2 separate regions of the Homo sapiens genome follow, and region 1 is linked to region 2. Evidence: read pairs that join two places in POLR2A ChIA-PET (ENCODE). Cell type or tissue: PC-3. All regions are shown on one strand. Each heading gives the region's core, and the rest is flanking DNA. Links, peaks and the distances in the headings are about the cores only.

Region 1 (16,775 bases), core at 9,549-12,048, 290 kb after region 2:
TGATTTACTGCTTCAAAAAGGCTAGAAACAACCTAGATTTTCTTAATTATATTCATGTAAGGATGTTTTATCCCAATTTTTAAAAAATCAAAATCCTGCAAACGTGATCTGTTATGGTAGAGTCCTAGGTTTTTAAGTCAGCTATGTGATGTCTAGGTTAACATCCAAAAAGTGATTCTCAGAGTGGTGATTTTGATTTGAAAGATAATAGTGCCAATATAAATGTTTTTCATTGTAGGACAACGTCCGGTATTGCTATCATTAGTCATTCAGAAAGGCATATTCTTTTTTTGATGCTGGAATTAGCTTATAATTAACCTGACGTTGGATTAGACTATATAATGCATATGGCTTCATATCTTAACTTTGTGAGCTTGTTCTAAATTCGTTACTTCTAAAATACTGCCAAATCATTCCATAGAAACAATGGATTATATTGAACTGGGATTGCATTATAGTCATCGATTTTGCTTTTTATGTTATTGTATGACAGTAATCACAGGAAGGTCTTTTAAGTGTAGTTAACGTGCTTTGTATAATTGACCATTTATGACTTATTATAAGTTTGGAATAGTGTTTTAATCTGTATCCAGTATGATGTAGTTACACTACTTAGCACTAATTAGCTTCAATTTGCCTTTTTAACTTGCAGTAGTAAATTAGTTTTAGCTGCTTAAAAAATGTGTATCCCACATATATATATGTAAAAATTATTGTAAACATGGTTGGAGTTATATTCTTTGGAGTATAAGATAGATTGTAAAAACGACATCTAATAAATCATAAGATTAACTGTATTGCACGGCAGTTAACCGTAGCCTTATCCCTTACTGAGTTGTTTGTTGTTCTTATGAAACCTAAAGTTTATTGAAGCAGAGCTAAAGAGAAATGTTATGTGATAGTTCACATATGTAAAATAGTAGTTAGTTTTTACAGTTAGCAGTATAAGCAATAACCCCGATCCAAGTAAACAGTCATAAAAACCAAATTGAGCTGCTCAGGTAAAGGACCTGACTTCATATACAATGTCAGTTAGGTAAAATAAGAAAAATACTTAATTTAACCAACTCACAGCTACTATAAGGAAAAGGACAGTTTATTGTGATCTACAACATAATGATATCCAAGTTATAACTCAGTGCGTTAGATAACTTTCATGGAAAGTCATTACATAAGTTTCAAGGCAGATTTTATAGTCTAATCAAAAATCAAACTGTGCTAGATTCTAGAGAAAAAGAACTTTTTTTTTTTTTTTTGCACTTTGTGCAGTCTATTCTACCAAATTAAATTAGAAAATATTGGGGCAAAAAATTATTACAAAGATGTCAAAATACTTGGTCTGTTGATTTTACATCTAAATGAATAAAATACCTAAAGTAGATATTTTATTATTTCCCTGTCCCCTAATATTAGACAGTGAAAAGATTTTCACTTATTTTTCTTTCGTCACTTCACTTGACTTGAGTTTTCAAGAAAGATTATGATTTTATAGATTAGTCCAAAGGTTTTTGGGAGAATCATAGTGGCATTTTAGCATTGAACATCTGTCTAGCCTAGCCATAAGCCTTTCATAATGAAAATTGAATTACATTTCCCTCTGCCCCTTGCAAAAGACATCCTTTCCTTTCTTTTTTTTTTTTTTTTTTGGCAAGAGGGATATTACTAAGTAGGAATAGGAAACAGATCTAGGAAAATAGTATGATTATGATTTCCCTCTTTTTTTTTCCATATTTAGGAATCTTGTATCATATTTTGGGGATAAATATTTCTCCTCAAATTATAACAAGGGAGAACAGGTATAAGAAGAGAATTGGATTTCTAATGGTTTCATTCTTGAAGTATAGAGATTAGCAAAGTATGCTAATGACCTAAAAGATATGTGTAAAGTAAGAGCTTAAAATATTGTTTTAAAATTAAGACAAAAGATACTAACTTTTATGATGTAAATAAAATCTTTTCCATATATTTTATGTACAAAAAGACTTTTTCAATTTTCATTACTAGTAAAATGCTGTTTGTATTGTTAGGGAATCCTTTTAATTTTTTTTCTAAAGACATTTGACTGAATCAATGTGTTAGGGATTTTAATAACTTCGCTGAGAAATCCTAACATATCATTCAAAACCTTTGTTATAGTTTCTTGGTCAAATATAGTACTAAAGTGTATGTTACTCATATTATAAATCGAATGTTAGCAAGCTTTTTCTGTAAAGGAACAGATGGTAAATATTTTAGATCTCTGTTGCAACTTTTACATTCTACCATTGTTGAATGAAAGTAGTCATAGACAATATGTAAATACATGGGCATGGCTGTGTTCCAGTAAAATTTTCCACATTTGACTCACAGTTTGCTGATCTGTGTTACAGGTTCAGAAGTTGTAGATAATTGACATTTTGTATAATTTTTTATTGTAAAAGTTTTCATCTATACATAAATATACAGAGAGTAGTTCATTGACCTTCCACAAACCCAGGGCCCACCATCCACAATGGTCAACAGTTTGCCAAAAGGTTATTTCAGAGTGTTATGAATTTAGGGAAACAAATAGGTAGGTATGCTCTGAATTGCACTTACAAAATTATCGTTTATCGAATTATACTTTGACCATTGTTTTTCTTTCCAAGTTTGCCTGTGTTTATGCTTAGGGACACTCAATTTCAATGAATACTCATGCCATTTCTGAAATTTATTATTTAAGTTTTTATTGCTGTCAGTACACTAAGTAAAATCTCAGCTAACTTTACACAAAGAAAAGCTTTATATAAATGGTGTTTTTATGAGAATTTTTTCTGGAAGCATGAAATCTTTATTCATGATATATACTCACATACAAATACATACACACATACACATATCCTTAATAAACTCAAGAAAGCACCAAATATTTGCCCAATACATGTGTATGGAAGCCAAATATAGCTGGTAAATTATGAAAGTTGATAGACATTTATTCACAAAAGGATCTTTCCAGTGCTAATTCTAGGAACTATAAAGGTAAATATCCCTGCCCAGGAATGATCTTTTCCCATTCTTTTTTATTCCTTCATTTCTTATTATGTAGGTTTTTGGAACAAAATTCATTTTTCTTCCCATGACATGACTTTTATGAGTAATTTAGAAAATGCAGTTGTCAAAAATTGTAGTGCTGCCCAGAGAAAAAGTAAGATGGATCTCATTCAAAGAAATAAATCTCATGAACTTTTGTCATAAAATAAAGAAATATAGACAAACCTGCACTGAGAAAGCTAAATATGACATCTTTTTCTTTCCAGCACAACAATTTGTGGAATATTATTTCTTCATTAGAATCATGTGTTTGCCTTCCTGTTTGTACTACATTTTAAACATATCTATTCTTACCCAAAATAGCTTCATTTAACATCAGTGAATCTTAAAAAATTAAATTTTGTTTTGAGTCTTTCAGTGTAATTTTAATTCTATTTTATTTTCTGAGCTGTGAAAAGCCTATGTCACAACTATTTGTCTTCTGGGTAATAACATGATCAACATATGGGCTGATGACCCCATGCAGAGATAAACTATTTTGTTTCTCCTACCCTCTATTTTTTTCACCTGTCTTTTTAACTGTATATATGAAGAACCAGTTCTATAACCTGGATTGCCCAGGTGGTGGTGCAGAGCTGGTATTTCAGTCATCCGGAAGCTAAATTAGTCTACCTTTGAGTATCAGGTCAGGCAGTGATGGATGAGGCTGTCTTACCTGGTTAAAGAAATCAGTTTTGATTGCCTTCCACAACTTGGTACTATTGGTATTATCTTGGGTCCTTCTGCCCTAGATCCTCAGGAAATAGAGCCAAATTTTTAATTCCCGGAATTTGTCCCTGTCATCCTCATGAAATGTTCTGGTTAATTGCTAAGTCGTCTTTCTTCTGTCCATCACCTGTTTTTCAAACATATTGTTCCCAGGCCTAGAGATAGAAGTACTCATATCCAGTCTCTCCTTTTTTATTTCCCTCTGAGAGAGAGCCCTTATGTAATCTGTTTCCGTTCAAAGCTTGTGTTACTCTTCCTATAGAATATCCATATTTCCCAGGGTTGGGTTTCTGCCTGCTGCCAGGTTGCCCTAACTGTTTTGGTGACATGTTGGCCCCCGTGGTCTTACTCCTTATGCAGTGTTGTGGGTCTGCAGTTTAGCAAGGAAGAGACTTGACAATGCACATTGATGTGCATGTCTAGCTTCTGTTCTAAAGAATTTTAAATTGCCAAAAAAAAAAAGGTTTTAATTAAGTGCAAAGCTTATTCTTGGTTGTTGACCTTAGCCTTCTCCTCATCTTCCCTTGCTTTTCAAATGAGCTTCCAGGTTATTCTGGTTCTTTTAGATTATTCCTATTACCGGAGCAAAACGATTTGACAACAATTTCATCTGTTGAAATTTTTTTTAAAAAGTAATGACTTAGAGTTTTTCCTAATGCAAAGAGAGAAAATAGACCAAATCTAATATAAGTTTGGGAAAAATAAAAATTAGCAACTATTACTTCATTTATTCTTTGTCTTTTCCATCTGCATTCCAGAACTCATCATTGAGCAAATAATTGTTATGTACCTGAAGTTTTCGACAGTGCATATTCAGGTACATAATTTTCACTAATTCACACTAACATTTTTTTTCTTGTAAACCTCCCAGGTTCTCCCAGCAGAGATGTGGGTCCTTCCCTGGGTCTGAAGAAGTCAAGCTCGTTGGAGAGTCTGCAGACCGCAGTTGCCGAGGTGACTTTGAATGGGGATATTCCTTTCCATCGTCCACGGCCGCGGATAATCAGAGGCAGGGGATGCAATGAGAGCTTCAGAGCTGCCATCGACAAATCTTATGATAAACCCGCGGTAGATGATGATGATGAAGGCATGGAGACCTGTAAGTTTATAATGGCTGAAAGAATAATAATTAAAATTAGACTCTATTTCTTAAAGTGAGCTCCAGGGAGCCCTGGAGTTTTCTAAGATTCTTCAGGGTAATCTCTGAGATCTCTGAGGTCTAATAATCTCTTATTTCATAATAAGACGATATTATTTGCCCTTTACTCACATTCTCTTATAAGTATACACTGGGGTTTTTTGGAGGCCACATGTCCTGTGATACTGCATTAGATTGAATGCAGAAGCAGATATGAGAATCTGTCTTACAGGCCAATATTAAACTAAAAATTCTGAAAAAATATTTAACAGTGCCATTGTTCTCACTTCTTTTGGAATATATATATTTTTTGGTAAAAAATGTAATTTCTGTTAACACGAAGTTGCTTGTTTTTAAAAAGTAATATTTTAAAACTTTCCCAGTTTTAATTCAGTACATGTTGCTAGATATAATCCACATATAAAAAAGTTATTTGGAGTGCTTAATAATTTTCAGGGGTGTGAAGTCATCCTGAGATCAAAATATTTGAAAACCACTACTTTGTAGTGTCTCAAATAGGATGTCTCCATTGAGTACCTGTAATAATCTGTGATCTTAAAAACATTTTTTTTTTCTTTTTTTGCTTTCAGGAATTACTCATTCTTTCCTATAACTAAACTAGCAAGCTATATTTATGTGTGTTTATTTTGAAATTGCAAAATATTTAAAGCCAAGATTATTAAAAGTCAAAGGTTAATATGAATGTTTTCCATGGTTTATTGAATAAAAAATAATTTATAGATAGGTACAAATATATCCTTCCAGAGAGTTAAACATTTCTTATATTAAAGTAAACATTCTATTAAAAAGTAATGGAAAAACTCTACCGATATATTTACTAAGAAGCAAAAGGGCTTAGGAGTCCTAATAGTGAAAATTGTTGATTATCTTATATTGCTCATAACTACTAATTTACCTTTTAGTGTTTTAACCTCAAATGTGACTCAACCATCAAACTATTGTACGAATAGTTGGAGGGACCACAGAATAAAACTAAGGCAGAGACCAGAGATAATTTGTGTAGATTGTAAATTACTTGCAATTCAACATTTGAGTGGACCACTTCTATCACATATACCTAAGAAAGACTTTCGTGGGAAGAAGAGTTTTAAGTAATAAAGATCACATTTTGAGAATATATACATATACATATAATGTATATGTATATATACGTTAATATACATTGCTTATACGTATAATGCTTATACATATAATGCGTTTGGGAAGATGAATATTTCTGTCATAATGTAATATGCGAAGCATAACTTAGAGGATTGCTACACTTCTCTCCACCTCCACCTGATTCTCCATCTAAATCCAGGCAGTTTTGTCACTATGATCAGATTCCTCACAACTGGGCCTTTCCAGGCCCAGTTTTTCCCTTTTGGCGGCCTCTCCAGGCCCAGAACTTCCTTAGGTCAGCCTCTCCAGACCCAGTTGCAGCCTCCTGGTGTCCTCTCCAGGCCCACCTCTTCCTCCCGGCTGTGAATATATGCAGCCCATTCTTGCAGGATGAGGAGCATATTTACTATTTTTGCTGCCAAACCTGGTCTCCAAGATCCTGAGTCATATAAGCTTTCGACCCTATTGAGTTTTTTCTCTTTGTAATAATGGTTCCTTGCCATCCTAATCAATATTACTTGACAATTATAGAGCTTGCTTCTCTCTGTCTTGGGTGTATATTTAATCAAAAATTACTATGCTTTGGCCCCTTGATATATATTTTTTAAGTATCTATAATGATGCTTTTGAACTTTTTTCTTGTTCTGGTTAAAATGTTATTTAATTTTCCTTAAAAAATGCAGTTTGCTCTTATAATATTTCACTCATTTCAAATGTAACAGGAGATAGAATACATATGAATATAAGGTATATTTTTAATTCTGTAGGGATAGCCTCCAGAGTGTCCCACCAACATGGACATCTGATTTTGTCCCTATATAAACTTATTTTTTAAAAAACAAAATGAGAAATAACAGTATATTAAAGTTCATTCATGTATCTGTCCTTCAGAGAAAAAAAGTGAAATGAAACACATGGATAGGCAAATTACAATTTGCAAACCAAAGATAAAGTTCTGGACAAGACCTGGGAAATACACGTGTGGCAGGTGCCCTAAAACACGCTGCACCTACAACCACCAAATGTTGTATTTTTCAAAAGTCCTGTTTTTATTATTTTTTGCATACCAGTCTTCTGAACTTTGCATATGGCAAATGAATGGCAACTATTGTAAATTCCAAACTTTTCCAATTTTGGTTGTTGAAATCGTGTTTATAGGGTGGAATGAACACAGAAGTGGAATTCAGGTGACTTGCATCCTCCTCTACATTCTTCTAAGTAATTTGGGATTTTAGTCAAAACTTCAACTGCTTGAGCTTTAATTTCTTCATTTGTAAAACTGAAGATTTGGACTAGATAATTGACTTTCAACTGGTGTGTTGTGATCTCTGGTCAGGAGCAGTACCTCAATGGGTTTGGAGAGTGGGAAAGGCCACCAGTGTCACCTTCCCCCCACCACCACCTTCACAGTTGTTTTACTCACTTCTGTACATGGGGATCCTTTGTAAATTTTAGTTTTTAAAAAGGGTGTTTTTGAGTATTTAGGAAAAAGTTGTAAAAGTTCTGGCTTAGATGGTTTAGATGGTTTCCGAAGTCCTTCCTAGTTTAACATTCCATGATTCTATGTACCCCCTCACTGCCCTACTTCTGGCACGCTAACCCCCTCACCTTTTGCGAGGCCCATGTGGAAAACACCCCATCTATTTCCATCTTGCATTACCAAACACAAAGCTTGGCAAATCATAGAATTAAATAAATGTCTGCCAAATCGATGAGTGGGTGAGTGAGGTATCCCACACTGGACCTTGTATGCACTAGATCTTCAATACTTCAGCAAACTCTTTGTTTTTGTTTAAAAAAAAATTGTCTATCAAATGTGGTGTTACTGCTGGTGGCTGTCAGCTTACATAAAACTGAAGACGCGAAGGCACTTTCTGCCTCCAGCTTTGGAAAGAAGGCTGGCTCAGTTAGCCCTCCTTCGGCTTCCTAACCACACCATTTTCAGCGTCTGGCTTGTGGACCTGCACAGCGGAGTCTCTGGACTTGCTGTCTCTGTGGCTATGCTCCTGCATTTTTGCCCTTCTGGGCTTGTCCCTTAGCTATGTGTCCCCTGGCTGCATGTCCAACATCTTCTATTGTCTGTGCTAAGTGGGCCTCAGGGGAAGTGGGTTCTTTCTTGTCCCGATGGTCCAACTCAGTTACAGCTGCCCGTAGAAATTAAAAAGCCACATCCCCCTTGAACCTGGATCTGAAAAGAGGACCCTCGTCTAGGCAGATGGTCTTTTTGTCACATGGGACATTTCCTGAGGATGCAGTGCACCCTGGAAATGCGTGGCTAGAGACTGAGCCATTGTGGAAAAGCTAGTTATGGAGGTCAGCAGGAACAGAGAGCTCCTTGCACCGTGCTGCAGGCTCTGATTTCTATCATCATGTGGCACTTTTCCTCTTTACAAGTAAGACACATAGGCGTAGGCATGGTTGATTGCTTTTGTCAGTTGGGTCGAGCCCCTCCCCAGTGACTATATTCATGGCACTGAACAGGCTGGCCTCTTCTCAGCAGTGTGGAAATCATGGCATGGGCACAGCAATGGGGCCAAGAGACTGGGGTGGGATCCATGTGGTATCTGGTATCTGTCATCTTCTGCAGCACTTACATTCTTCCTGTGGAGATGGCAGAAGCCAGCATTTTTGTGTCTCATTTAATCCATCTGGCCTCTCCATGTTGTGTGCGTCTGTCTGGATCAAGATGGAGCTTTGTATTCTGGGACCCATTATCTCCGAGGCCCTACCTGTGTTTGACAGGTCAGGGCATTGACAATCTGCTCCCTCTTCTATGCAAATTACATGCCCAGCCTGGCTCTCAGCAAGCGACTTCTCCTCCCCATGATAAATCAGTTTCTATTGCTACCAAGAAAATGCATGCAGTAAGATTGCTTTGTTTTCTTTTAAAAAATACATTAATTCTACTTTTTCGTAATTAAAAGTTGCCAGAAATTGTAAGCCCTGCACTCAGTTTTGTAACAGCTTTTTGTTAAGGTTGAGGAAGTGAAACAGCAAAACTAAATATCTCCTATTAATTATACCTATTGATTTTAAGATATATCAAGTTCAGAATTTTAAATGTGACAAACTTTGTGCCTTGCAAACATGAAGGCATTGTCTTCAAACATGAAGTAGGTAGCTTGCATAATTTCCTATAGAGCTCTTATTAAGAGATAGGAGAAAAGCACTGCTCCAGAATACACATAATTTAGGTTTTCAGTATGAAATTTGAAGAAACTGAATTTACATTATTAAATCAACTAATATGAGAGCTTCTAGGGGAATTTTGTTATTGTTTTATTAGCTATGAAATAACATATTGCCTTTGATATCTCATTTTCTACTCTCAGTATTCTACCCACTTCTAGCCACCTTTCATCACCACCTATTTCAGCAAAAATAATGCAAACTAAGTATAATTTTATCATAAGCAAAACACAGTGGATTACAGTAAATCTATTGTGGAAGAATTTGGGATCAGATTTCAAAGTCAGAGTACTTTGTAAACTGTTTCCTATTTGGTTAATCCATTTTAGTGGATAATTGGATGTTGATCTATAAAAATACTTGTTCTGAAATGCTAAGAAGAAGAATAACCTATCACATCATTTTATGCAAATAAAATGATACATATACTTAACCTGCAGTTTAAGAAAGGGAGCTTCGATTAATTTTTAGGAGGTTTCTGATCATAGTATGGGTGTATGGTTGTGAAATAACCAAAGGTATTCTCTGCATTTCTTTTTCTAGGTAAAATGTAACTTAGCAGAAAGTGCAATGAATATTGACATCTGAAGTGTTTTGAATGATAGAATCCTCATTTCTAACTTTTTTTTTTTTTTTTTTTTAGAAAGAGTGTCACTCTGTAGCCCAGGCTGGAGTGCAGTGGCACAATCTTGGCTCATTGCAACCTCCAACTCCCAGGTCCTGGTTCACGCAATTCTCCTACCTCAGCCTCCCAAGTAACTGGAATTACAGGAATGTGCCACCATGCCCAAGTGATTTTTGTATTTTTAGTAGAGACGGGGTTTCACCATGTTGGCCAGGCTGGTCTTGAACTCCTGACCTCGTGATCTGCCCACCTTGGCCTCCCAAAGTGCTGGGATTACAGGAGTGAGCCACCGCACCAGGCCCCATTTTTTAAGAGGAAATAGTATCTATATATTTGACTAAGATTACACTTAGGAACTGAATCTTAGAATGCGTATCTTCTAATTCTCAGTCCTGTGGTTTTTCTAGAATATGAAACACACTTCCAAACAGAAAGCCCATTGCGCTAAAACTACTGCAGAGTGTGTACCTAAAGTCTGATATTTAGGCTATTAGTTCCTAAGGGCTCGGGGTTGGGGGATGATTCAACCCAGTGGATAAATGAGCACTTGATAAGGAGTGTGGTTCAGTTCCATTGTAGTGTGTAAGTTAGTGTGACACTGGGGAGGGGGTGGTGGTGTAGGGGTGCCCAGCTGATGTGGAATTAGGGAGGAGAGGAAAGTAGAGGAGGAGATTTCCAGAAGAGAGGTATTGGCCGAGTTGAGTGTTACTGCTTGAGAGTCTTCAACTGGATGCACAGAGAAATATGGAACATAGGGAATGGGGAGCCATCTCTGGGCTGCAGTAGTTCTGTTAGGTTGGTGTGTATGGGGCAGGTGAGAGCATAGTGAGGAGTGAGGTTTAAGATGTAGGTGCCTGTCATCCCAGCACTTTGGGTGGCTGAGGCAGGTGGATCACTTGAGATCAGGAGTTCGAGACCAGCCTGGCCAACATGGCGAGACCCCATCTCTACTAAAAATACAAAGATTAGCCAGGCGTGGTGCTGCATGCCTGTAATCTCAACTACTTCGGAGGCTGAGGCATGAGAATTGCTTGAACCCGGGAGGCGGAGGTTGCAGTGAGCCAAGATCACGCCACTACACTCCAGCTTGGGCGACAAAGCAAAACTCCATCTCAAAAAAAAAGATGTAGACAGCAAACCACAGACTATTTTAAATTACTTGCATTTCAAATAAAATAATATGATGGGACTCTGGGGTAGAGGGTGGCTTATTGAGATGGGATGATAAGTAGTAACGTCAGGGCAAGGAGCTAATTTCTGTGATAGTAGTACAATCATCCAGGTGAGCGATGATGCTTGGCAGTACCAGAGCAAAGGAAGAAACTGTTTACGGGCTTAGCGTCTCTCACACAAAGATGGATGATGATGATGATGTGATTTCTCTCATTAGCACTTCCAGGCTCAGAAACTTGGAATCATCATCTCACTGTGTCACCACTCCATTACCAAGCTTTCTTAATCTTTCCACATGTAATCTAATCTCACCCCTTACTTGCAGTCTAGGCCGGACCCTCGTTATTTAATATCAGAAGGTATTGCTAGTGTCTCCCAACTGGGCCTCCTGTCTCTAGATGTGCCCAGTGAGCTCTGCAGTCACCTTCTGACTCTCACAGCCCCTCAAGTGTCCGTGCTTACCCTTGCCTGTGCCATGCGGTGCACACTTCGTGAGGTGTATCTTCTTTCTTCCCCAGCCCTCTAATGTGTGTATATTATACTGTCATCTTCCTTCTCCAAGAAACTTTTCCCCCGACAATCTAGTTTTTCTTAAGCTCCAGCTGATTCTACACAGTGCATCCGAGACTTTTTAGTATAAATTATTTTTTTAACATCAGGAAATTTTTGCGGATCACTCAATATAGATTATGTTTCATGGTAGGTAAGAACATTCGCTTTTGGGAAGCAGGCATTCTGATTCCTCACACACACAAAAGCAAAGTAAAGCATTGCTAGCCATTCACTATTTTATAATCTCTAAACATTTTTATGCTGTTAATTTTTGTGTTTCACTCAAAAGAGTCTGAGCAGTGGCCTGAAATCTCTTTCTTTGACCATAAATAATAGTTTGTATGTTGTTCAAACAGACGTTGTGTACGTTAAGCTCACTCCTTGATTAAAATAAAATTCTCAGTGGCAATTCCAACTGTAGGGTTAGGAATGCTGTCATTTCGATTGTGTAGCCAGCCCTTTCGGTCAGAATTGGTTTTTAAAAAGCCTTCAGCTTCATTTTAAATTGTCCCCATGGACAGAAAACAGCATCCACTGTGGGCCGTCATTTGAATGTTAAAATCAGTTGGACACTAAAAGCGAATTTGCGAAGGTTCAGAAAATTGAGGGTGTGACCCTCATTGTGCCTGCTCTGCAACATTGTCTAGGGAAGGGAGGGATAATGGAGGTGACATTCTACCATTATCTGTGGGAGCATTTTACCTGCTTCATTTGAGGGGGATGGGTTAAAGAGAAGTTTAGAATGTCAAGTAAAAGTGAAGAAAGGTTTTTGGTAATAACTCTTTAAAAGAGTGATCCTATTGTTTTTCTTCCTTCACCCACATATATTGAAAGGTTTTTTAAAAATGAAATAGAGCTATTTTTAGAGTAGAGTGTCTGAGGAGTCATCTATTTGAACTTTCTCCCAGTTGCTGAAACCACTCTACAATACCACTAATAAATGTCACCTGATTCCTTCATAGCTTTTTTACCTCCTCACAGTCTTCATCATATCAGTTATTATTCTCACCCCATGTATTAGTCTAAAAGCTCTAAAGTCTTCCTGTTTCATGCCAGCTTTGTGTGTGTGTGGTTTCCTTTTTTTGGTTTTCAGGAAAAGCTAAGTTTTTCTGTTGCCAAGAGCTCATCATTCTAATGTTAAAAGTCAGAGTCCAGAAGAGCAGATCATGTTATTCGACACCATCTGTGTATCACTAGCTGTTCATTTCCTACATCTTTCTTTCTCTTCCAAAGTCAAAGTGTTCCACCAAAATAAGAAATAAAAACAATATTTATGTCCCCAGCGTTCTTGATTCCTATGCAGGAGTTTGCAGCGACTGAAAGTCCAGTCCTCATTTAGTTGTATTATCTTTTTACCTAACACTAACAGAAATTGGTAGTGGTCAGTGGATTTACTAAATCCAGTGAAATTTTCTATTTTGAATGTCTCATTTTAACTTAAAAGTTTTGTTTTAAGAATATAGCTTGTGAAGACTGAGTCACCCTGTGTAGAATTTTTACATTTCATCCTTTATCTTTCAATATAAATTGTAAATTGCTCAAGTATCTGTGTTCCTATTACTAAGTATTCCTAATTCTAAGGTAGTTCATAGTTAAATGGGTGCAACAAAGGGCAGTTCTTCATATTGTTGGCTGCTTATTCAGTCCTTCATTTAATTGCTCAGTGAGTATTTAATGATGCTTCTTGGGGCCTCTCCCTCAGAGGAGAGTATTGTTGAGTTTTAAATACAAAGTAATACTATGATATTTTCGTTTTGTATATCTCTATTTATACCCATTGAACAATTCATTTTAATCTAGTAGCAAATCTAAACAAATTATTTAAATCTAGTAAAATTGCCAAAGCTACCTAAAATGATATTTACTGCTAAATTATACACTTAAGACAAATAACACAATAGATATTCCACAGTTGCTCTAACACTTGCTTTATGCAGTGTACCTTTTAGGATGCTTTCAGCTATATGTAATAGAAAGTGCAACTCAGACCAACTCAAACAATAAGGAAATACATTTTCCTACATAACTTGAGTTCTAGAGTTCTTCAGAGAGATTTCTCCAAAGACCCAACATTTTTCTGCCCCTTCTGCTCTGCTATCCATGAGTCAGCTACCCACAAAATAATTCCATAATTCAGCTATCCATAGGGTAATTTTAGGGCTCAGAGGCCTTTTACTGTCTTATTGCTGTCTAACAGAAGGGAATGAGCCCTCTCCCTAAGCATGGATATGTCCATTGAGTCCAACGGGGCCATTCTTGGTCTGATAACCTTGGACTGGCAAGTCTGCAGGGGTATGGCATCCATAAACTTAATAATGAATTCACCCCTTGGAGCTAGGTTGCATTCCTGGACACAGAGTTCTATTAGGAAGAATAAAGGGAGAAATGGATTTTGGATAAGCGGCCAACAGAAATTATAGTATCAACAGTAGCATCACTTCTCAATGGGGGGGGGAAATAGACTCTAATGACCTTGAGGCTTTGAGTCAACCTTGACTGTAAAATGTTTGTAAAGTTTAGATAGAAATAGATTATTTATGGCAGTAGCTGCAGAACTTTGCACTTCAATGAAAACCCAAAGTCATTTTCTCCATCATCATTAACACGTAAATGCCCGATCTTTTCCAAACTTGTTGGTGATCCAGTCCTAACATGATACCTTTCAGAGTTGAGTGCCTTAATTTGTAACATGGACTAGAATTTTAATTGAGCTCCATTTGCATCTGTTGAAAACATGGTAATTAGGTATGTCTTAATTGCAGAATGACTCTGCCACATTAAAGAGAAATAAGCAGCTTCATGCTACACCTTCTTTAAAAAAAGAAACTTGAAAGTGCCTATCTTTATAGGTAATCACATGGAAACATAGCTGATAGTTCAGTGCATAGAGCAGGTTTAAACAGGCAGAAATGTTGTCAAAAATGGAAATTTCTATTTGTTTGGAAGGAGATAATCATCGCTCTTTGTGTAGGGTATCTGCAAAAGGAAAGCAAATAGTCTGTCAAAATGAGCAAAATTAAAGAGAAAAAAATCAAGAAATGTATATAGCACTTAAAATAGTACATTATCTAAATGTAAATTTATGATTAGTTCTTACCTTGTAATTTGCTGTATGAACACAATAGATCAAGCCATTTATTGCTGATATATTACTAGTACTTTTCTTACTTGAAAAATTGTTTATATGCATGTTCGTTTAAGGGAATAAAGATATTTTATGTACCTAATTATAAAGCTAGTATTAAATGTACAGATTTATTTTAAAACCTAAAATCTGACTAGTACATCAGTGACTTTGAATATGTATATTTTTTTCAAAAATTAAGCATGTGTAACCAATTTATTTGAGCTTTTGAAACTACAATATTTCTGCATAGGAGCAGGATAAAGATTTTTCTCTATCAAATAATTTCAGAATTTGAAGTATATATAATTCAGTACTTTAAAAGAACATCTTATGTTTGTACATATGAAGCTACATATTGCTAAATATTTTTAATTAGTTGGCATTCAAAGGGATTAGTTAAATCAGTACACCCCCAGAAGAGTTTCTGTGATAATGTATTATCTAATTTAGAATGTTCAGAACAAGCATAAAGAATCCTCCAATGTGCAAGTGTCATTTTAAACAGTCCACTGGCTTGGGGCAGGAAACAGAGGTAGGACTTTTAATTTTATAAAATGAGGTTACAAAACCTGAAGCTAATAATTGATTTCATACTACTTTATTTCACATACTTTAGAAAATAAGTTGTGTTACATACACCAGAAAATTATTTTGAATATGAAAAGAATTGGCAACAAACGTGACTTCAGCATATAGTGAGTTGTGAAGGCACTGCCATTATTCTGTTCCCAAGCCAAGAGCCGACATATGCCCCTTGAACTTCTGCCAAAACTATTAGGCAGAAAACTAACAGAATCGCTACTGATAGTTCCATTCATGATTTATGATAATGGTTGCTGTGGAAGACTAAATCATTTACATTTATTGAGCTCATTTTTCTGTTTATAGTTTCAGACATTGTAGAGGGTCGTAAAATCTATTAAATGATGCATACAGCACTAACAATAATAGCATGAAAATATACCAGAAACTAATTAGAGCTAAACCAAATATCATGAGCATTCCTACCTAGTGTTACTGTAGTCAGATTGTGGCTAGTCTTGTCAGGCTTGATGAGAGAACAGTAAGCATTTTTCTAAAGCTAGAGGAATGGTGATACCTGGCGATTAGATAAAGTTTTGGTCAGGATAAAGTCACAAGTCAGTTTTTACCAAAAGTCTTTCATTTATGCAGCCATTTATGAGCAGCTGCTGTTTGCCCCACAGTCTTCATTTGAGGAGCTTAGAGAATGGGAGGGAGACATGTATGTGATATCATATGAGAAGTGCAATAATAAAAGATTGTACAAATAAAGAGCTTTGGAAGTATAGGTGAAAGGAGGTTTCCATGCAGGAATTATACAAAATTCACTAGCTTCCATTTATCTAGTTTGAGTATACCAATAGACCTAGGTTTTTATAGCTCCAGAGAACTTCTGGGAATTGTTCTGTAATTATTTGGTCAATTATCTCACATTTGTGGCCACACCCATATCTCAAAAACCTGAAGTACTGGTTCACAAGCAGATAGAACACAGCCATGTTCAAGGGCATTAAGCAACACACTACAGCCCTGCTTGAGCTATGTTTACATTCTTTGGGGGAGCTCTCATTTGAAAAGGCTGCACATAATTAGTAAGCCCTTGGGCCAACTGCCAGGATATTCTTTCCCTGCTCTGTGTACACCACAAAAAATTATAGCCTGAACTCAGTATTATTTGTAAGATTATGGATTTTCACTATGTCCTTCTAGTTGTAACTGGCTTCTTCTAATAAACGTGCACAATTACTATTTATATCTTAATAGCGAGGAAAAGGAGCAAATTTTCTTAAAAGCCACCATGTCCTTTGGAGGAAGACAATGGCTTACAATGAGATAACTCGCAGTTCAGAGGAAGGCTAACGTTTCTGAAGTCATTTATATGCTTGGGCTGGGTGTGACTCACCCCTGTAATCCCAGCACTTTGGGAGGAGAGGCTGGTGGATCATGAGGTCAAGAGATCGAGACCATCCTGGCCAACATGGTGAATTCCTATCTCTACTAAAAATACAAAAATTAGCTGGGTGTGGTGGCGTGTGCCTGTAGTCCCAGCT
Region 2 (16,775 bases), core at 7,875-10,374:
TGTTCCAGTGTTAAAAGTTGGAAACTAGGCCGGGCGCGGTGGCTTGCCTGTACAACCGGCACCTTGGGAGGCCGAGCGTGGGTGGATCACTTGAGGTCAGGAGTTTGAGACCAGCCTGGCCAATGTGGCAAAACCCTGTCTCTACTAAAAATACAAAAATTAGCCGGGCGTGGTGGCACATACCTGTAATCCCAGCTAATCAGAAGGCTGAAACACGAGAGCCACTTAAACCTGGGAGGTGGAGTTTCAGTGAGCCTGGGTGACAGAGACTCTTCCCTCCCCTCAAAGAAACCCCCAAAACAACAACAAAAAAAACCCCCAAAAAAACAAAAACAAAAAACAAACAACAAAAAAAGTGGAAACTACTGATTCTTTCATGTGTCCTGCCAGATGAAATCTTTTTCTGCGCAAACCTTAGACTAGAGCTGGCATCTCCTGCCATCTCTGTTCAAAGGTTTCTCCAATGTACTGTTACTGGGGAAGGTTGGGTTTTCACCCTGGCCCACTCTGGTAAATGTGTACCATTTTTGTATGTGGCAATTGCACTTGTACACCAGGCTTAGTTAAGTGCCAGGGAAGTTGTAGATGCTTCACTTGTGTAATAATGAAAGAACACATGTAGCAAAATGTGGCAAGATGTATTTTTTTGTGCATATGTGGTTTTTCTTTTTTCTTTATTGGCCTATTCTAAGGAATGGGTGCTTGTTTCTCCTGCAGTTTTCATAAAAAATGAGAGCTGGTTCATTGTTAGTGATTCAACTTTTTGACTAAGAAATTTCCCACTTCTTTTTCAAGCTTTTGAATCCGTTTAATTAAAGAGCATCCTGAAATTGCAAGGTGAGCTTTTTATCTATTTATCTGTGAGAGGTTTAAGCTGATGCTTTGTAAGTAGAACAGAAATGCAGAAACAAATTGGATTTCAAGGTTGATGTAATGCTCCATCCCAATTTCCAGTTACTGTTTTGTTCATCAAACAGCCTCGTCGTTTCCTTTGATTGTCTTTTTAATAAGAAATGGGCATGCATTCCAAATTAAAAGATAAATTTATGCTAATGTTGACTTCAGCTCTTTTATGTATTAAGGTTTTGTGAAATGTTTTGTTTGCAAAATGGGTCCTCCTGTTTCAGATGGGGGAATGAGGAAGAGAGACACTTCCTACATCACAAAAAACCTCTTGGTTTCCAGGAATGGTGAATTTGGACCTTATAAATGGGATCTGGGATCACAAATGGGCGTGGGTTTCACTGCTTTGGCTACCAGTGGAGGAGTAGGAGTCATATCTTGGTTGTCAGGGAGGTGGGTGATGTCTTCTGAATAAATTGGTGGCATTTGGGAGCAAGAACACAGAATAACCAAGGGGAGGTGAGATTATACCACATGCCAGTGGTTGATGATCTGGGCATATATGGCATGGGTGATTATTTGAACAATATCTATATTTTATGCTTATTTTTAACTCCATGAGAGTGGGGTCTCTGAGGAGGAGGTGGTGGTGGTGTGTGTGTTCTTTATATCCCAGGTGCCTGGCCTCAAGGTATTTGTTGAGTGAATGCATGAAGGGATGAACCTTCATAAGGGTTCATTCTGCTATTATATTATGCAGAAACAGAGAGAGGTAAGCTTATTTTATACAATATCAGGGAGAAGGCTGGAGAGCCAGTGTCAGGAACAGTTTCCTGAAGTCAGAGCTCTCAAACATTGAGGTTGGCTGCCTGTGGAGGAAGGGAGTTCAGGTAAAGGGTGAGCAGTAGAAATATTGTAGAGGACATTCAAAGATTTTTAACTGGTAGTTAAACCAGATGATCCTAAAATGCTATTTATATTCTGAGACTCCATTAAATATTTGAGCACCTACTGTTTCCATAACAATGTGAGCATCACAGCAGACAGATTCAGCAGTGTGAGAAACGAGATGACTACCCATGCTGGAGTATTCCAATCTCATGGTGGTGGTGGTAAAATAAAAATTAAAAAAGAAAAAAGTTGGCAAATAACATTATAATTCTATACAATAAAATGCAGGATATTTAAGCTATTTATTCATTCAATAAATATTTGAATGCCAATAAACTTCATAAGTGTCAGCATCACCATTGTAGTTGAAGAGAGAACAACACAATTTTTTAGGAGAAGGTGGAGTTGAGCTACACCGTAAAGACTTTATGGGACTGTGGGCCGGGCATGATGGCTCACATCTGTAATCCCAGCACTTTGGGAGGCTGAGGCGGACAGATCACTTGAGGTCAGCAGTTCGAGACCAGCCTGGCCAACACGTGAAACCCCGTCTCTACCAAAAATACAAAATTTAGCCAGGCGTGGTGGTGCATGCCTGTAATTTCAGCTACTTGGGAAGGTGAGGCACAAGAATTGCTTGAACCCAGGAGGTGGAAGTTGCAGTGAGCCAAGATCATGCCACTGTACTCCAGCCTGGGTGACAGACTGAGACTCTGTCTCAAAAAAAAAAAGAAAAAAAAAAAAGGCTTTATGGGACTATATTGGTGAACTCTAGAGCATCCAGTGAGGGGCTGTGGGATGAGTGAAAGCTAATTTCTAAGAATCACGAGGTGTGCTCTGAGGACAAAGAGGAAACCTTAGGGAAGTGGCACCAAGTGAAACCAGAAAGGAGACTGGGATCATATTGTGGTTGACCTTAAATATTACCTTAGTGTTGAGGAGTCACCTGTGTAACTGAGGAGAGAGGAGGAGGTGTGCATGACTCCAGCAGGTTGGAAAAAGCCAGTGCCTCTGCCAGACAGGAATGTGGAACGGGTGGAAAGTGGTGTGATCTTAGATGTGTAGAGTGTGATATTTTGGAAATCCTATTGGAAACAGTCAGTCAGGAAGGATGTCCTAGCTAAGAAGACATTTGAAGTTTTGAAAGTGGCTCATCTATTTCCTGATTGATACATACCATTAGTTCAGTTTGGGTCTATTATTTTTTGGGTCCAGTTTTTTTTTTAAAATGAATTGATAGGCATGTTTACCAGAGTGCTATTACTTTGTTTTTGGAGATGTCACTTTCTCATTTTTACCTGAATTGTGACTTACTTTGCCACTGTTGTGGAAGCGTTCTTACATTCTGACTTCACAGTACAAGATGTCACTTGATGTCACCAAGAGTTAAGAAAAGCTATTTTAAGTATGCTGGAAAAGGAATCTATTTCAGTGTTTGCGGGAGTCACTATTTTGAAGCAAACTAAGAATTTCTAAGGAGCTTGGAGACTTGCACATCTTCTGATATTGGGAGGTCTTAGGTTAAAAGACTTTTTTATTTGGATTCATTAATTGAGTGTAGGTCATTGTTAATGGAAAATCGTTGAACACTTAATAAATACAGCTATGTTTAAAGTTCTTAAAAATTTAAATACAGATTAGGAAGCCCAAATTTCAGAGGAACTGGTAGAGGATTTGTGCTTTGTTTTTAATGTTTTAAACAGCCCTGTGGTTATAGTTTAGAAAGGTCATAGTTTTGACGGTCCTCTATTAAAAGAAAGTGATTTTTCCATCAGAATACAGTTGAGTGCCACAGTGTATAGAGAAGCCATAGCTAATACTTTAAAATGTTTTACTTTTAAAATTTCAAAACAAACTGTAGGTTTTAAAAGTTTTCTCTCTCACAGTTTTAACCCAATCTGAGAAATAAAAAAGTAAAAAAAAATAAATGTATAATTTTGATCTCTCTAGGCTGAGCCCCTAGAGTGTAGCCCTTTATTCCTTGAAGGAGGCATCCCTTTAGTGAGTTTAAATTTATGAAGCCAGTCCCATGAAGGCTGCCTACTCATGTCTCCCTTGCCTTCAGTCTGTGTGTGCTTTGCTTTTAATTTGAGAAATAATCACTTGGTTGTGGTCTTGTGGACCAAATACTGTGTTATCTATAGACAAATTGAAATGTACTTTAAACATTATTTTATTATTTTTGACAAAAATTATACATATTTATGGCATACGGTGTGATATTTAAGTGATGTGTAATGGTCAAATTAGGGTAAGTAGTATATCAGTCACTTCAAACATTTTTCATTTCTTTGTATTGGGAACATTAAAAATTTTCTCTTCCAGCCATTTGAAAATACACAATACATTAGTATTTGTTTTCACCCTACAGGGCCTTAGACCACTAGAACTTAATTCTTCCTATCTAGCTGTAATTTTGTGTCTGTTAACCAATCTCTTCCTACCTTCCCCTTCCCAGTCTCTGGTAAGCACTGGCTTACTCTCTACTTCTATGAGATCAACTTTTTATTTTTATTTATTTATTTATTTTTTGAGACAGAGTCTTGCTCTGTCGCCCAGGCTGGAGTGTAATGGTGCGTGATCTCGGCTCACTGCAGCCTCCACCTCCCGTGTTCAAGTGATTCTCCTCCCTCAGCCTCCTGAGTAGCTGGGATTACAGGTGTCTGCCACCATGCCTGGCTAATTTTTTTGTATTTTTAGTAAAGATGGGGTTCACCTTGTTGGCCAGGCTGGTTTTGAACTCCTGACCTCAAGAGATCCCCGCCTTGGCCTCCTAAAGTGCTACGATTACATGTGTGAGCCACCGCCCCCGGCCAAGATCAACTTTTTAATTTAGTTATTTTTTTTTTTTTTTTTTTGAGACAGGTGCTCTGTTGCCCAAGCTGGAGTGCAGTGGTGTGATCTTGGTTCATTGCAGCCTCCACCTCCCATGCTCATATGTTTCTTCCACCTCAGTGTCCTGAGTAGCTGAGACCATAGACCCATGCCACCATACCTGGCTTTTGTTTTTTTGGTAGAGATGGTTCTCCCTGTGTTGCCCAGGTTGGTCCCAAACTCCTGGGCTGAAGCAGTCCTCCTTCCTTGGTCTCCCAAAAAGTGCTGGGATTACAGGCATGAGCCACCACAGCCAGCCAGATCAACTTTTTTAGCTTCCATGTACAAGTGAGAACATGCTGTATTTATCTTTCTGTACCTAACTTATTTCACTTCACATAACGTCCTCCAGGGTCATTCATGTTGCCTGAATAGTATTCAATTGTGTGTATAGACCACGTTTTCTTTACCTGTTCATCAGTTGCTGGACACTTAGATTGATTCCAATATTTTGTCTATTGTGAATAAGGCCGCAGTGAACATGGGAACGCAGATATTTCGTTGATGTGCTGATTTCTTTTCCATTGGGTGTATATGCAGCAGTGGGGTTGCTGGATGTATGATTGTTCTGCTTTTTTTAATTTTTTTTTAATTTTTTTTGAGAGAGTCTCACCCTGTCACCCAGGCTGGAGTGCAGTAGCACGATCTTAGCTCACTGCAAAGTCCACCTCCTGGGTTCAAACAATTCTTGTGCCTCAGCCTCCCAAGTAGCTGGGAGTACAGGTATGTGCTACCATACCTGGCTAATTTTTGTATTTTTAGTAGAGACAGGTTTACCATGTTGGCCAGGCTGGTCTCGAACTCCTGGCCTCAGGTGATCCACCCGCCTCTGCCTCCTAAAGTGCTAGAATTACAGGCTTTTTATTTTTTGAAGAAACTTCATTCTGTTTTCTATAATTGCTGTACTAATTTGCATTCCCACCAGGGGTGCACAAGAAGAGTTCTCCTTTCTCCACATCCTCACCAGCATCTGTTATTTTTTGTCTTTTTGGTAACAGCTATTCTAACTGGGGTGAGATGACATCACAGTGTGGTTTTGATTTGCGTTTTTCTTATGAATAATGATGTTGAACATATTTTCATATGTTTCTTGGCCATTTGTATGTCTTCTTTTGAGAACTCTCTATTTAGATCATTTTCTCATTTTTAAATTGGATTATTTGGTTTTTGTCTGTTGCGTTTCTTATATATCGTATATTTTACTCCCTTGGTGGATGAATAGTTTGCACATATTTTCTCCCATTCTGTAGTTGTCGCTTCACTTTTTTCATTGCTTCTGTTGCTGTGCAGAAGCTTTTAGTCTGATATAATTTTATTTGTCTATTTTTGCTTTTGTTGCATGAGTTCTCAGCCATAAAATCTTTGCCCAGACCAATGTCGGGAAGCCTTTTTCCTGTGTTTGTTTGTAGTAGTTTCAGAGTTTTGGCCTTACATTTAAGTCTTTAATCCATTAGAGATGATTTTTATATATGGAGAGACATAGGGGTCTACTTCCACTCTGCTGCCCATGGTTACACTGTTTCCTCAGTGGTGTTTGTTGAAGAGACTGTATGTATGTTCTTTTTGCCTTTGTTGAAAATCAGTTGGCTACATGTATGTGGATTTATTTCTGTTCTTTTGGTCCATGTGTCTGTTTTTATGTCACTCCCATGCTGATGCTGTTTTGGTTACTGTAGCTTTGTTTTTTGTTTCTGTTTTTGTTTTTTTGTTTGTTTTTGTTTTTAGTAGACGGAGCCTCACTCTGCCACCCAGGCTGCCCAGGCTGGAGTGAAGTGGCGCCATCTCGGCTCACTGCAATTTCCGCCTCCCAGGTTCAGGCCATTCTCCTGCCTCAGCCTCCCAAGTAGCTGGGACTACAGGCACCCGCCACAACGCCTGGCTAAGTTTTTTTTGTATTTTTAGTAGAGACGTGGTTTCACTGTGTTAGCCAGGATGGTCTTGATCTCCTGACCTTGTGATCCACCCGTCTTGGCCTCCCGAAGTGCTGGGATTACAGGCATGAGCCACCGTGCCCGGCCTGCTTTGCGTTTTTTAAAGTCAGGTAGTGGGATGCCTCTAGCTTCGTTTATTTTGTTTAGTGTCACTTTGGCTATTTGAGGTCTTTTGTGGTTTCATATAAATTTTAGGATTTTTTTTCCATTTCTGTGAAGAATGTCCTTGGTGTCTAGATAAGGATGCATTCGATCTGTAGATCACTTTGGGCAATAGGAAATGTACTTAATTTTTATTTAGAAAGTTAAGCAAAAATATCAACCAGTATTAAAAATGTTTTAAATATGTGTTAGACATTTAGACATCTTTAAAATCTTTTAAATATATGTAGACATTTATATTTAAAACATTTAAAAATACATGTCTATGTTTAGTTATGTTTATGCCTGCATGATTTAAAGAAAGAAATGATCTGGGTCCAATGAGATAACTTGTTAATAAACTGTTTATCATTCATAATCAGCCTTGTTACCCTAGAATAGGACACTTATTTTAATGTCTGACTTGGTTTCTTTTAAATTTATGGCTTTTATTTCTTTTTTTCCCTTAATCTTCTGACTACTCATTGTTAGAGAACTTCTTGATATTTTCAATTAGTTTCCAGAGCTTCTGCTCTGGTTAGCTGTTTTTTTAGCGCCAACTCTGAAATAATTTCCCAGGTTCCTGGTCCTTCCTCTGAGAGATTTAGTCCTTCATCCCATGTAGCGGAGCAAAAGGAGAGAGGTCATTGGCCTCACATTACTTTTCTATGTTGGTTGACTTAATATTATTACTTTTCCCAAGAAGGAATACATTTTTACAGTAGGAAAACTTTTTTTTTCTTTTCTTGAATTTAGCTGTTTGCCTTTGAAAGCTAGATCAAGCATACAAACACATGTATGTATGAGTATACATGTTCTCATGTTTCCCTGTTTATAAACTTTTCCTATAAGGATAGCCTAGGTAGTACATTCTTAATGTTTGCTATAGTTTTATATCTTGAATAAGTTAGTTCAGGAAAAGATTTGCTGACAATAGATGATAAATTCGTAGCTTGTGATGCAACATCATTTTAAAAAGCAAGTTTAAAAATTAAAGTTATTAGAAAAAGATGCAAAATGGTTTCTCCACATTCACCCTAGTTGGTTTCTCCCATAAACTGAGAATCTTGGAAGCTGATCTCCGGAGAATGTGGACGAGAAAACTATGTTTTAAACCTTTTTTTTATTCTACAGGAAATGAATTTGTTTGCCCTTTTTCCTGTGGTGCCATTGTGTCTGAATTTTCTTTCTGTTCTTATAATAGGCAGAATGAATAAGAAAGCCACACATTTGCGAATCCTCTGGATGCTGTGTGGGGCTATGCTGTGAGGTTGAATAATTATGATTAATTGTAAGCTGGACCATGTGCATTTCAGAGAGTGGGTAGTAATTAAGTAAGAGTTAATGATTTTACCATTGGGCTACTGGTATGTATTTATGATACATAGCTCTATTATTCCTACAAGATATACTTCGTAATTGCACAGATGTTGTTGAACTCCAATTTCAAGCCATAAAAGTGTTTTGGGGCTGCTTTCTTTTTATATATCTTTGTAATTCACTAGCAAGCCCTAAGAAAGGTGATACTAAAAGCTGAATCAAAAAGAAAGCAGGTGGTCAGTGTGTGTGTATGTGCACACAGGTTAATCAGGAGGGGAATTTGCTTTTTTGATTTGTTGTTCACTTTGCTATGTTTTAAATGTATTTTTATAAAAGTGCAAAGATACACTTATTTTAATGCTTTAAAATAACTTGAAATGATTGAGCAATCGTAGGCTAGTTCTGAGCATGCCTTTAAATTCAGGAAAAAAGGGTTACTTTGTATGTTGGACTTTAGGTAGAAATATTTATTAATATTTGTACTGTTTGTAGCTTTGGTTGATTTATGGTCACCTATGTAGGTTTAGGTTTTGTACACTGTGGATAATTATATATGTTAACTTTTTAAAAGATTAATTTTTATTGAAGATACAGAGAAACAGTAACTAGCATTATTTATTTGATTGGCTGTTCAACTTACTTTATCACCTCTTCAGCTGTTTTCCAGTCCACAATTGCTCAATTATTTCACAGGCAAGTAAGTTATACCTTCATATTTTCCCAAAATGAGAATAATGATATCCATCTTGCAGCATTGCTATGATGACTAGCAACAGTGGTTTTTATTCATTGTGTCTGGTACTATATACCAGCATTAAGAAGCTTTCTGCAGCCATTAGCTCATAAAACCTCACTATAGCCCTCTAGGGTAAGAATTGTTGCCCCAGTTTTCCAGATAAGGAAATTAATCATCAAGGTTCACATGGCTTTGCCAAAGTTGGGTGAAATTCCTAAGGAGCTGAGCTAGGACTGTGCATGTAGAGCACCAGACATTGTGCCTCTCACACGATTGTCATCTTACACGTCCATATCGATCCTTTGGAAAAAGTAGGTAAAGAGCTACTTTTTATTTTTTCTTTTTCCTAAGTGTTTTTTAACCTTCCGTTGTATTAGGCTTTAAAAACAAAATGGTTGTCCTCTTCCTAAAGAATAATTTCTCTCTGATAGGGAAAATGTGTGTATATTTCAATATTTTGGTGGTATATTTGGAATAGGATTTGTTAAAATTGTTTTTAATTATTATTATTTTTCATATTAAACACAGCTTTCAAACACTTAGGCATAAACATACAATTAAATACACACATTTCTAGCCTATGGTTATGTTTCTGTATAGGTTATATACTGCATGAACAGATGCATACTACATTTCAGTGTCTTTATTAGAAATGTATCACAGCTGGGCACGGTGGCTCACGCCTGTAATCCGAGCACTTTGGGAGGCCGAGGCGGGCGGATCACGAGGTGAGGGGATCGAGACCATCCTGGCTAACACGGTGAAACCCCGTCTCTACTAAAAATACAAAAAATCAGCTGGGCGTGGTGGCGGGTGCCTGTAGTCCCAGCTACTCGGGGCGGGGGGGTAGGGGGGGCGCTGAGGCAGGGGAATGGTGTGAACCTGGGAGGCGGAGCTTGCAGTGAACCGAGATTGCGCCACTGCACTCCAGCCTGGGCGACAGAGCAAGACTCCGCCTCAAAAAAAAAAAAAAAAAAAAGAAAGAAATGTATCACATTTATTTCCCATCTTCATGTACGTGGATGAAAATAAATTCAGCAGTTTTTAGCTCTCTCCCGTCCCCATTTCATTATGGAAAATTGCGTACGGGGCCTTAGGAGTCAACAGGATTTTTGTGGTTGGTTCAAGATCCAGATTTTTTCCTAGACAGCCTATAATTGTATTCCGATTTGCCTTATGAGAAGTCTAGAAGGAAGGGATTCTAAAATAGTATTAATCTTGTGATTTGTCAAGTTAATTTTTCTGGTCATATTTGAAATTAAATTTAAAAGGCATCAGAAAATCCCGAAATTACTCCTGCATGTGTCTTTTCCTTGCCTTCCTTGGTGTATGCTCTGCGTTCCTTTTGATGGTTTGGTTTTGATCTGTTCTGCCTTCCAGTTCGGATAGTACATGGTTAGGTAATGCCTAACCAAGGGTTAGTAAACTAAGTCAGCTAAAATGTTTCTAAAATGTCATACTAAAGGTACAAAGTTGTGATGGAAAACATTTATTTATATGTATGTTACCTTATGTTGTAGAAGTAGCTAGTAAACAGAGAATACCTTTGAAAGCTATAATTAATTTTACCAGCCATCACAGTTTTCCTTTATCCGAGCACTGAAGCATTAATACATGTAAGAATAAACTGGCCCTTATTCTGCCTCACTCAAGGTGCATGATTTTCATCTATTTTTGGGACTGAGTTTGGAATGCATCGTTAACATAGACCGGTTTCAACTCTGCTAAACTGTTCAAAGACTAGAATATTTTCAGCAACTAGGTATTTTTTAAAAAGGAAAAGAAAGCAACTTACTTTTTCTGTCATTGCATGAATGTATTTCCCTGGGAGCTGCTTACTTTCTAAAATCATTAAGAGCTGAAAATTTCAAACTCCCCCCCACCTCTCCCCATCACCACACACCACCCTTTACAGACATAAATAGGTCTTGTATATTTTCAGTAATCAAAAGCTGTGGGTACTTCTAATTGTTCTATTGCATATCAAACTTTATAAAACTTAGAGTATACCTACTAGTTAATCATACATACACAATGTTTAGCAGTTTAATTTTGCTCAGAAACAATAAAGATTATAAACTGAAATAAAACAAAATGCTGTCAGCAACCACATTATATATATATTTCAAAAAAGGAAACTCCTAATCTGTCTAGCGTATTCTAGGAACTCCATATTTCACCCACGATCATACTGGCTCCTGAGAATTTTCCTCACACTGATTCTTGGTTACAGGCATGCTTATTTTTCCTTCTTTGATTAACTCAGGTCCACACGTAACCCTTTTTGGGTTACTGGGTCATCTTCCTAACTGCTCTAAGCCTAGATTTCTGTTTAATATTAGAGTATTCTGTTCCCATAATGTCCGACCAATTCTTGATGAGTACTGGCATTTTTAAATTTTTTAAACAGTGACAGAATGTAGTGACAGTTTTTCTTTGTATGTATCAGAGCATTTCTTATGATAATAGCTGTATCGGTGGCCTCCTAATCAAGAGCATTCAGCAACTTTCACGTTCCCTGGATGGTTTGCTAGGTACCTGGATTATTGATTGGAACTTCAGGAGAGTTTAATGACTCTCATCCTTCTTGCCACATGCCCTAGCCGATATATTTAATATTACTTCCAGTCGTTGCCAATAGAATGCACTTTAAATAGTGTAGGAATATACTACCAGAGATTAGAGTAGATGTGGATGAATCTATCATGAATAACCAGAGCTTCAATAAAAGGCCCCTTTGGTATAAAATTCTGAACTTTGAAACAGTTGGCCTCCGCCTAAGTTTTGGTATATTTCCACTAGCTAGAAATTTCACTACTCTTAATAAAAATAATTCTGCAGAAGGTTTCCCAGCCTTTCTGACGGTAATGTCAAATGATTTTTCTCGTCTCATAGTTTATTGCCTAGCACTTTGTAACATTCTGCTAATTTCTGCTGGTTTTAAAAACACGATCAAGAGAGTGAAGTAAGAGGCTGGGCGCACTTTGGGAGGTTGAAGTGGGAGAATTGCTTGAGGCCAGGAGTTTGAGACCAGCCTGCACAACAGGTTTTTTGTTTTGTCTCGACAAAACAAAAGATAAAAATAACAGGACATGGTGGCTAGATAGCCCTAGCTACTATGGAGGCTGAGACGGGAGGATCACTGGAGTCCAGGAGTTCAGGAATACAGCGAGCTATGATTGTGCCCCTGCACTCCAGTCTGGGTGACAAAGGGAGACCTTGTCTCTAAACAAACAAAAAGAGGGAAGTAAGTACTCAAGACCTCGATCTCTTCTTACGCTCCTTAACCAACTGGCTCTGTATCTCAGGAGTGTGGTATACTTCTAAGAGCAGGTTTCAGTATCCACACAGTCTTGACAGTATTGAGATTGGTGGTGTTTGCCTTGCATTGTTTGAAATTTCCATTTTTACAAAACCTGCCCTACAGACTTTCTCATGCTAAATTATTGGAGCTTATATTTATCTACTGGTGATAATTTTGGCCTGCTTTTGACAGAGGAATCTTATTTTAATGTTGTGTGAATATTAATTAATTTTAGACTCATAATTAATTGACAAAAATAACTGAGTTGAAAATGTACCTGGGGATTCTAAATTTTAAATAGAATTGTTAGTTTTAAAGATGTCTATGCCATTGCTTTAGAGGAAATACTGACTTGAGTCCAAAATTAGTCGAATTATGAATGACTTATTCATTCCTGGAATCTTAGGATTGTAAAGATTTTTTAAATGTTCTGGGCCTTTTGATGCATCTGTTAACAGGGGTTATCTAGTCAGTTGAGAGAAAATCTGAAGATGCCCAAGGTCCTCATATTGGTTGGTGCAGTATTTGCGTATCACCTATTTCTACTCTCCTGTAGACTGTAGATGATCTCTAGATTACTTGTAATACCTAATACAATATAAATGCTATGTAAATTGTTGCTATACCCTGTTAGTTTTAAAAATTTGTAGGCTGGGTGCGGTGGCTCATGCCTGTAATCCTAGCACTTTGGGAGGCCAAGGCGGGTGGATCACCTGAGGTCAGGAGTTCGAGACCAGCTTGGCCAACATGGAGAAAGCCCATCTCTACTAAAAATACAAAATTAGGCGAGCGTGGTGGCAGGCACCTGTAATCCCAGCTACTCGGGAGGCTGAAGCAGGAGAACTGCTTGAACCTGGGAGGTGGAGGTTGCAGTGAGCCAAGATCGGGCCATTGCACTCCAGCCTGGGTGACAGAGTGAGATTCCGTCTCAAAAAAAAAAAAAAAAAAGTATTCTTTTTTACTGTATTCTTTTGTTCTGAATATTTTCAATCTGAGATTGGTTGAATTCATAGATGCAGAATGCATGGATACAGAGAGCTGATTGTGGTGGTGCCTAAGAACTAGATGGCTCTAGGAAGGTTTTTTGTCCTTTTTAAATATATGTAATGGAGAATACAATGATTTCCATCTTTCCCAACGTTTGTATTATCTCTTACGCTATATACGTTGTCAAGAATCTATGGGTGCGGGTAGTAATTGTGGAAGAGCGAGGCAGAAATCATGGAGAAACGGTTGTGGGTGGCTGTCAGTCTATTTTAATTCTAGTATGTTTTACCAGCATGGAATTCAGAAGAACTGAAATCCCCTGCTCTGATGGCTGCAGCATCCTGTGCTGGGACCGTGCAGCATTGAGAGGCTTGACACATGTCAGTATGTGGAAGAGTTTGGAGAGCAGCCAGCAAGAGGAGTGAGCCCCTAAGAACAAACAAGACTCTTCCTCAGGATTACTCAGGGCTGGCTGCATGATTTGCAGGACACAGTGCAGAATGAAAGTGCAGGGCACTTTGTTCAAAAATTAAGAATTTCAAGACATTGACAACAGAGCTTCAAAATAAATAAATAAATACATAAATGGGAGATCTGTGCTGATGCCAGGGTGGGTGGTATCCACAAAGCCTGCTCTGATCTGATGTTAGGTGAAAGAAAAGCACCTAAATGTTTCTCACAAAGCTTTGGTTCTTAATTCTAATATGAGACAACAGAATGGCGTGGGAGTTGACTTAGCCCTAAACATTCTAGATCTTTAAAGTTTTCGTTGGTCCTTCCACAGACTGCAGACTGAGCTCACAGGAGTGTGTCCATGATGCAAACAGAAGTATCTTATAGGTGCCAAAGGATGGACTTACCTTTTCCTGCCTTTTACCAACATATTTGCAACAGAAAAAGGATCATGTGAACAGATATCACCTAGGGTAGCTGTCATTTGGAATTTGTGTAATTATTAGAATTTGTACAAAACACAGAATATCCCTTTTTTTAAATCCATTCATTCTACATTTGCACTCTTTTCCCTCCCACTATCCCAGGAAGTTACTTAATTATTCAGTGGCTCTTCTAGCTGTTATGCATTAAGAATTCCTATTGTTGGCACAAAATCCATCATTTAAGCCTCATCTTGAGGAGGTTGTCATCTTCTTATTTCTGATATGTCTGTGAAATACTGCATTTTTTAGCATATTTGTGTGTACCCTGGAGGGTTGTTTGCAAATACATATTGCCTGTGTTGTGCATTTATCTGTAAAATGCCGGAATTTCTTACACTTTTAATGGGTCTTGAGTAATGACTTTGTGGGTGGGATAGGGTGAAGCTCTGTCAGTTTCGAAATCTGTAAGGTGAAGAAAACTTGGTACTAGTTTTCCAGGAACTTAGATGGGCCCCCAAAGATTAAGATTTGTGCTGAAACACATTTCTCAACGTGGCCTCTCATCTTATGCATCTATCTACAAATCTGGACAGCTACTTACATGCTCATGCTCCAGCTGTGTTTGGCTGTCTTTTTTTTTTTTTTTTTTTTTAAGACAGAGTCTCTCTCTGTCACCAGGCTGGAGTGCAGTGGTGTGATCTCGGCTCACTACAGCCTCCACCTCCTGGGTTCAAGCGATTCTCCTGCCTCAGCTTCCTGAGTAGCTGGGACTACAGGCGTGCACCACCATGCCCAGCTAATTTTTGTATTTTTAGTAGAGATGGGGTTTCACAATGTTGGCAGGATGGTCTCGATCTCTTGACCTTGTGATCTGCCCGCCTTGGCCTCCCAAAGTGCTGGGATTACAGGCGTGAGCCACCATGCCCAGCCAGAGCTGTCTTATTGATAGACAGACTTTTTTTTTTTTTTTTTTTTTTTTGAAGACACGGGGGTCTCACTATGTTGCCCAGGCTGGTCTTGAACTCCTGGCCTCAAGTGATCCTCCTGCCTCAGCCTCCCAAAAGGCTGGAATTATAAGCATGAGCCACTATGCCAGGCTGATGCTCCAACTTTTATAAAAATGTAGCTTCTTTATTTTCCAAGTCCCAGAAAAAACCAACCAACCAAAAGAAATCTTTGAAAATCATGCTCCACAGCATGCAGATTTGAGGAGGGGAACTGGATCCGGCAGGCATGATTTTTCCACTTGCCTCCAGCCTCATCTTTCTCCTCCTCTGGGTGACTCTGCCTGAGTTTGTGGTGCCTATACTGCCTTTCTCTGCACCCGGAGCACGTGACTGTACACACCTGCACACATCTGTAGACATACGCTGTTTTAGTCAGGGTTCTATTAAAGGGACAGAACTACACACACACACACACACACACACACACACACACACACACACACACACACACACATTTCCCTTTATATATGTATAGTAATATAGATATATGTAGTTCTGTATATATATAAAGAACTAATAGGATATATCTATATAAAGGGGAGTTTTTCCTCATATATATATATAGAAGATATATATATATAGGAGATATAGATATAGGAGATATATATATATAGGAGATATATATATATAGGAGATATAGATATAGGAGATATATATATATAGGAGATATATATATATAGGAGATATATATATAGGAGATATATATATAGGAGATATATATATAGGAGATATATATATAGGAGATATATATATAGGAGATATATATATATAGGAGATATATATATATAGGAGATATATATATAGGAGATATATATATAGGAGATATATATATAGGAGATATATATATATATAGGAGATATATATATATATAGGAGATATATATATAGGAGATATATATATATAGGAGATATATATATATAGGAGATATATATATATAGGAGATATATATATAGGAGATATATATATATAGGAGATATATATATATAGGAGATATATATATAGGAGATATATATATATAGGAGATATATATAGGAGATATATATATATATAGGAGATATATATATATATATATAGGAGATATATATAGGAGATATATATATATATTTAAGAGTATTTTTGGCAGGGCACAGTGGCTCACGCCTGTAATCCCAGCACTTTGGGAGGCCGAGGTGGGCGGATCATGAGGTCAGGAGATCGAGACCATCCTGGCTAACATGATGAAACCCCGTGTCTACTAAAAGTACAAAAAATTAGCCAGGCGTGGTGGTAGGCGCCCTGTAGTCCCAGCTACTCGGGAGGCTGAGGCAGGAGAATGGCGTGAACCCCGGAGGTGGAGCTTGCAGTGAGCTGAGATTGCACCACTGCACTCCAGCCTGGGTGACAGAGCCAGACTCCGTCTCAAAAAAAAAAAAAAAAAAAAAAAAAAAAAATTTCATTTTGGGGCTGTTTCAGATCAGTGGCATACCTAGTGTAGTTGACATCCGGCATGGATTATTTTTACACCACCCTAGTGTACAACAAAATTATTTTCATTAATAATTAGAGCAGGAAACATATAATAATAATCACCAGAAGAGAAACTCAGTGAAAGTTTTCCCTTAGTGAATCTACAATTTTTAATTCTATCAGTTAAAAATAAATATTACTGTACAAAGAAGGAAAAAAGAAATGGACTAATAGGTTTTAGTAACATTGAGATTTTTTTTGAAAAGTGAAAAATGTAAACTTATATATTGATCTGTCCAGTAATGAGTAATAGCATTGCAGTTTCTCTTTTGAGTCTTCTGCAAATTTATCAGTGACTTTGTCAGAATTTATCTCTGCCGTATATTCGCATTCAGTAGACGGTATAGCGAGATTTGT

The links. Peaks named below come from ENCODE experiments on the same cell type or tissue, not always from the same donor. Only the 100,000 strongest peaks of a DNase experiment are listed, where the experiment ranks them.
Region 1: POLR2A ChIA-PET joins it to region 2 with 5 read pairs; 2 of 35 experiments call an interaction of 5 or more read pairs at or near these places.

What each region holds. Positions count from the first base shown.
Region 1 is chr10:34,319,218-34,335,992 of GRCh38, reverse strand. It overlaps PARD3 (par-3 family cell polarity regulator), which reads left to right. Exons shown (of 25, transcript NM_001184785.2): 19 at 4,649-4,876. Among named protein-coding and RNA genes, the nearest start is that of LINC02629, 420 kb to the right of the region's middle. In PC-3, for the core only: no CTCF peak of the experiment used is centred there; no DNase peak of the experiment used is centred there; H3K27ac peaks cover 180 bases.
Region 2 is chr10:34,604,748-34,621,522 of GRCh38, reverse strand. The region is part of intron 2 of PARD3 (par-3 family cell polarity regulator); the gene reads left to right. Among named protein-coding and RNA genes, the nearest start is that of PARD3, 200 kb to the left of the region's middle. In PC-3, for the core only: a CTCF peak has its summit at 8,883; a DNase peak (open chromatin) is centred at 8,882.